Regions from separate parts of the Homo sapiens genome. Here region 1 is linked to region 2. A link is a loop called in an ENCODE intact Hi-C map of the cell type or tissue named here. Cell type or tissue: left lung. All regions are shown on one strand. Each heading gives the region's core, and the rest is flanking DNA. Links, peaks and the distances in the headings are about the cores only. Region 1 overlaps LOC105374945 (a long non-coding RNA gene). Region 2 overlaps JARID2 (jumonji and AT-rich interaction domain containing 2).

Region 1 (2,810 bases), core at 114-2,613, 440 kb before region 2:
GCAACCTCCACCCCCTGGATTCAAGTGATTCTCGTGCCTCAGCCTCCCAAGTAGCTGGAATTATAGGTGTGCACCACCACACCTGGCTAATTTTTGTATTTTTAGTAGAGACGGGATTTCACCATGTTGGCCAGGCTGGTCTTGAACTCCTGGGCTCAAGTGCTGAGATTACAGGTATGAGCCACCACGCCCAGCCCGAAATTTCTTTCTAATTACACAAGTAACATCTAAGTGCATGAACACACACACATGCACAATTATTATTATTATTTTCTTTAAAAAAAAAGACAAGGCCTCTCTCTGTCGCCCAGGCTGGAGTGCAGCGGCATGATCCTCAGTTACTGCCGCCTCAAACTTCTGGGCTCAAGTGATCTTCCCACCTCAGTCTCCCAAAGTACTAAGATTACAGGCATGAGCCACGGCACCCAGCTCTGCAAAAATCTTTCAAACAACTTGGGATTGAAAGTCCTCTTGATTTTCCCACTCTAATCCCTCTGCCTTTCTAGATGCTTATCACAGGTATTGTGGGTTGTGCTAGCTCTTTCTCTTTTGCGTATGCATAAATAATGGAGAAACGAAATCTAGACCACACGTGCTATTCTGTCCCTCAGTTTATTCTCTTCATGTGTCTTAGAGATCTTTCTTCACTCAAGAAAATTGAAAGGTGACCTGGGCCAGTGGTTTGTAACTGGGCGGCCTAAAGCCCTAAGGATTCTGTAGAGAGGACCTTGAAGACTGCCCCAGGAGCAAAGAGGAGCTCCAGAGACCCCACAAAAGGAAAGAATTGATCCAGTTTAATTCCTTTGTCTTTGCCTTCTGCTAAGAGATAAAGATTCCTGAGAAGAGTTAGACGTGTATAGTTGGGTTTCACTGGCATTTGTTTTCTTGAGAGCAATTTTAGGGCAAGGGTGGAGAGTAACATGGAATTGCCTCAGTTTCTCCAATATGATCAGTCTAAAGAAAGCAAGAATTAGGAAAGGCCAGAGATAGAAACAGACTCTGCTCCATGAAGGACAATAATCCATGTATTCATCTCAGGTCTTATGTATGGCTATGTATAACATCTGTGCAACCAGGAAATCACTACCCATGTACATTTGAAATCTTCTCTGGTTTTCCTCTAAGTCCTGGATTCTAGATCTTTCTGTACTCCTTAAAAGGAGTTTTGGGCTTAGGAAGAGCAATATAGAAAGACCTAGAATTTCTCCCTGGAAATTGTCTTCCTAGACATTGTATTCATGTCCAGGAAGAATGGGACAAAATCTGACCAGACAGGCCTGCTCCAGTCTAAGGGAAACTTCCTTTTGCGGCCAGGTAAACTGACCATCTGGAAAATCTTTGAATCAAACAGAAGCATAAGAAAAAACATCTCTAAAACACCAATGTACTAGACAGCCCCAGAAGCAAAGCTTCCTCTCTAAGTGTCACAGTGCCTAGTTGTGTGCAAAGGCAAGTGGCTGGAGGGTGCTATCCGCAGTGGGAAACCCTAGCAAGTCACTGAGGTCTTCTAAAACTCCAAGTCTTCATCTATGTAACTGAGATAATAACTGCTGATCTCATAGGTCACTGTCAGGAGTAAATGAGTGACGATGTCTAACTTCTAGTGTAGTGCCTGACATGTACCATTACAGATTGAATTCTGTGCCCCTATATTAGCCCATTCTCATGTTGCTACAAAGAACTACCTGAGACTGGGTAATTTACCAAGAAAAGAGGTCAAGGGTATAGTGAACCACGATTGCATCACTGCACTCTAGCCTGGGTGACAGATTAAGACCCTGTCTCAAAAAAAAAAAAAAAAATTTATAAATTAACCAAGCATGATGGTACATATGTATAGTCCTAGCTACTTCAGAGGCTGAGGTGGAAGGACAGCTTGAAGCCAGGGGTTCAAGACCAGCCTGGGCAACATTAGCAAGCCTCCATCTCTAATAAATAAATAAATAAATAAATAAATAAATAAATAAATAAATAGAATCATCATATGATCCAGCAATTGAAGCAGGATCTTGAAGACATATTTGCACACGCATGTTCACAACAGCACTATTCACAATAGCCAAGAGGTGGAAGTAGCCCAAATGTCCATCCGTGGATGAACAGATAAAGCAGATGTGGTCTATACATACCATGGAATATTATTCAGCCTTAAAAAGAAGGAAATCCTGTCCTATGCTACAACATGGATGAATGTTGAGGACATTGTCCTAGGTGAAATAATCCAGAAGAAAAACACAAATACTGCATGACTCCACTTACATGAGGTCCCTGGAGTAGTCAAATTATGGAAACAGAAAGTAGGATGGTGGTCAGGGTAGCGGGAGAGGGAATGGAGAGTTGTTCAATGGATACAGAGTTCCAGTTTTGCAGGATAAAAAAGTTCTAGAGGCCTATTACACAACAATGTGAGCATAATTAGCACTAGTGAACTTAAAAATGGTGAAGAGGATAAATTTTTTTTTTTTTTTGAGACGGAGTTTCACTGTTGTAGCCCAGGCTAGAGTGCAATGGTGTGATCTTCGCTCTCCGCAACCTCTGCCTCTCAGGTTCAAGCAATTCTCCTGTCTCAGCCTCCCGAGTAGCTGGGACTATAGGCATGCACCACCACACCCAGCTAATTTTGTATTTTTAGTAGAGATGGGGTTTTCCGTGTTGGTCAGGCTGGTCTCCAACTCCCGACCTCATGTGATCCACCTGCCTCGGCCTCCTAAAGTGCTGGGATTACAGGTGTGAGCCACCGTGCCTGGCCGAAGAGGGTAAATTTTGTATTATGTGTTGTTTACAATTTCAAATACATGTGTAGATATATA
Region 2 (2,810 bases), core at 240-2,739:
GCTGCCAGCTGTGGGTTTCTCAGCCAATCTAATGCAGGGAAACAGGCCTGTACCTGTTTCTGTGAACATGGTAGCTGGGTGCAGTGCAGTTATAGTAATAACATGATGAGCTTCTTGAGTACTGGGCAGTTTGCCTTGGGAGGGGACAGCAGCTACTTGAGACCTGCCACTCAGGAAGGGCCAGAGTTTTCGAGATTGTGACTCTTAATAATCCTCGAGTGGGGCCGAGGTTTGACAAGTGAAGGGTTCTTTGTGCTTCTTAACAGGCTGCTTCTAGAAGGCTTTGTGTGCTTCAGGGCATTCTCTTTACCGATGGACTTCACAAGCTGGCTGAGAGAGAAGGCAGGATTGAATTATAAACTTTTCTTTACCAAGATGGTGAGCTGGAGGCAAGATGGTTAGTTGATATTCAAAAGGACGCACGTGGATGTTGGGCAGGCTGCACATTGGACAGGCCCAGCTAGGCAGACTGGAAATGACCAAGAACCCAGGTAGTTTGTAGAATTAAATGAAATAACCTGTCTCCACACTATGTAGGAGGTTACTATGCTTAAGTGTTGGCTCCCAAATCAGTCTAAGCCAAGATGTGCTCAGAGGCACTGAATCAATATTTGTTGAATGGATGTGGACTGACAGCACTAGCTTCCTTCAGTTATAGTAGGGAGTGGAAGAGCTCCAAGAGGGTTTCCTGTCTTCACCTTAGTAAATGAAAAACAAACCCCAATCTTGCTTGCTTGCTGTTTTTCCAACCCCCAGAGGATGAGGTGACTTAAGCCTAATAGATTCTTGGATAATTACAAGGAGGTCAGGAGATTTTACCATTTGAAAGCCATCAGTGCCATTTTATGGTTTTGATCAAAAGGCTTATTTATAGTATACATTTACATTGTTTAAGTGTATGTGTTTGTTAAAGAATTACATAACTGGCCTGAGTAATGGGGGGTACATCAGCACCTTGATATATTTGGAGTAGCACTTTGCAGGAATGTAAAGGAGGGCTGTGTCTGGCAACCCTTTGTGGCTGTGTGCAATTTATTTTTAACCTTGCCATTTATGCTTATCTTCCTGAAATTGTGTTTTATGAGTTTGAAACCTGGGTCTTCTTTCTTTAACAAGTTCCTGTTCCTGCTAGACTTGGGTCTGTCTCTAGAGAGGTCTTATTAGATACTCAATTCTTCTGCATAAACCTGCACCACACTCTGTCCTAAGAGTTCAGAGCATGTGAGTTGTAGTGTGATGGAAGGAATCGCAAAGCCTGGACCTGCCGCAGAATATTTGCATCCTCTGCAGGTTTAGATGTTGGCGAACACTTGTTGGGACTTCATATTCACCCCCATTATTTGCTTCAGGCTCCTGGCAAACATACTAGCTTCTTCCGCATTTGTTTATTTTCTAGAAAACAAAAAAGGCTGGAACTTCATTTTTATTACTGCAGTGGCCATTTCCTTTTTCTGTTACCTCGGAGATCAGATTGCAGGGATATCACTTCCACCCCCCATGTAAATTATGGTCTAGTATGCTTTGTGGTTGCCATGGAAACTGCTGGATACAAGTTTCTTTCCTTCCTCCTCTAAGCTCTTGCTAGGCTTTTAAACAGTAACATTTTTGTCTCATCCCTTTGCCCTCCTTGCCTTTTCACACCCCCAAAGGACAAGTCTAAACACCACCCTGATCTTTTTCAGCAGTTTCTGACCCTCCTGGGAACATTTGATCAGTTCCTGAATCTTCCTTAGTGTGAATGTGTAGACACTGGTTCCTGGCATCTTACGTGAAAGGCACTAGATGCTGGAATTGTGAGGGCTTGGAGTCACCTGGTTTGTGAAGGAGGTGACAGCCATTAATGTCACTTGTGGTTCACATGTGAGTGCTTATATGGGGTTGTTAGACATACCTTTTTTTTTTTTAATGCAGAGTGCTGCTTGATGTTAATACCTCACTTGACTGCCTAGTGCAATTGCAAGTAGTGCACAGTGCTTTAACTAAGATGAGAATTGAATGTTTCTTCTTACTACTGTCGCCGTATACTTCCTGTTCCCTCACTGCCTCCCTCCTATTTTATTGTAAGATGGGAGTCTGGCGGGTGATGAAAGGCAGCAACCAAAGTGACTTGTTTTAGAAGAAAATTGGGTTCATTTCTGCTTTTGGAAATTTTAAGGAGGGGTTTTTATGGTAAGTGGGTTTTTTTCTACACAATAAGGTAAATATCATGCAAGAATATTTTTTCCTTTAGGCTCAATGGCTTTAATTTGCAATGATAGAATCTTCTTTTTTTGTTAGATATATATTTTTGTTATACTTTAAGTTCTAGGGTACATGTGCACAATGTGCAGGTTTGTTACGTAATGTATACATGTGCCATGTTGGTGTGCTGCACCCATTAACTCATCATTTAGCATTAGGTATGTCTCCTAATGCTATCCCTCCACCCTCCCGCCACCCCACAACAGGCCCTGGTGTGTGATGTTGCCCTTCCTGTGTCCAAGTGTTCTCATTGTTCAATTCCCACTTATGAGTGAGAACATGCCATATTTGGTTTTTTGTCCTTGCGGTAGTTTGCTGAGAATAATGGTTTCCAGCTTCATCCATGTCCCTACAAAGGACATGAACTCATGCAATGATAGAATCTTCTAGTGCCAGGCATGGTGGCTAATGCCTGTAATCCTAGCACTTTGAGAGGCCAAGACTGGCGAATCACCTGAGGTCAAGAGTTCGAGACCAGCCTGGCCAACATGGTGAAACCTTGTCTGTACTTAAAATACAAAAATTAGCTGGGCCTGGTGGCACACACGTGTAATCCCAGCTACCTGGGA

What was found. Hi-C counts contacts between places; a loop is a spot of excess contacts. Peaks named below come from ENCODE experiments on the same cell type or tissue, not always from the same donor. Only the 100,000 strongest peaks of a DNase experiment are listed, where the experiment ranks them.
Region 1: a loop joins it to region 2, with 8 times the contacts of the local background. A loop is called at or near these places in 1 of 110 quality-filtered maps.

The regions. Positions count from the first base shown.
Region 1 is chr6:14,990,995-14,993,804 of GRCh38, forward strand. The region is part of intron 2 of LOC105374945 (a long non-coding RNA gene); the gene reads right to left. Among named protein-coding and RNA genes, the nearest start is that of JARID2-DT, 250 kb to the right of the region's middle. In left lung, for the core only: no CTCF peak of the experiment used is centred there; no DNase peak of the experiment used is centred there.
Region 2 is chr6:15,425,993-15,428,802 of GRCh38, forward strand. The region is part of intron 3 of JARID2 (jumonji and AT-rich interaction domain containing 2); the gene reads left to right. Among named protein-coding and RNA genes, the nearest start is that of DTNBP1-AS1, 120 kb to the right of the region's middle. In left lung, for the core only: no CTCF peak of the experiment used is centred there; no DNase peak of the experiment used is centred there; H3K27ac peaks cover 1,829 bases.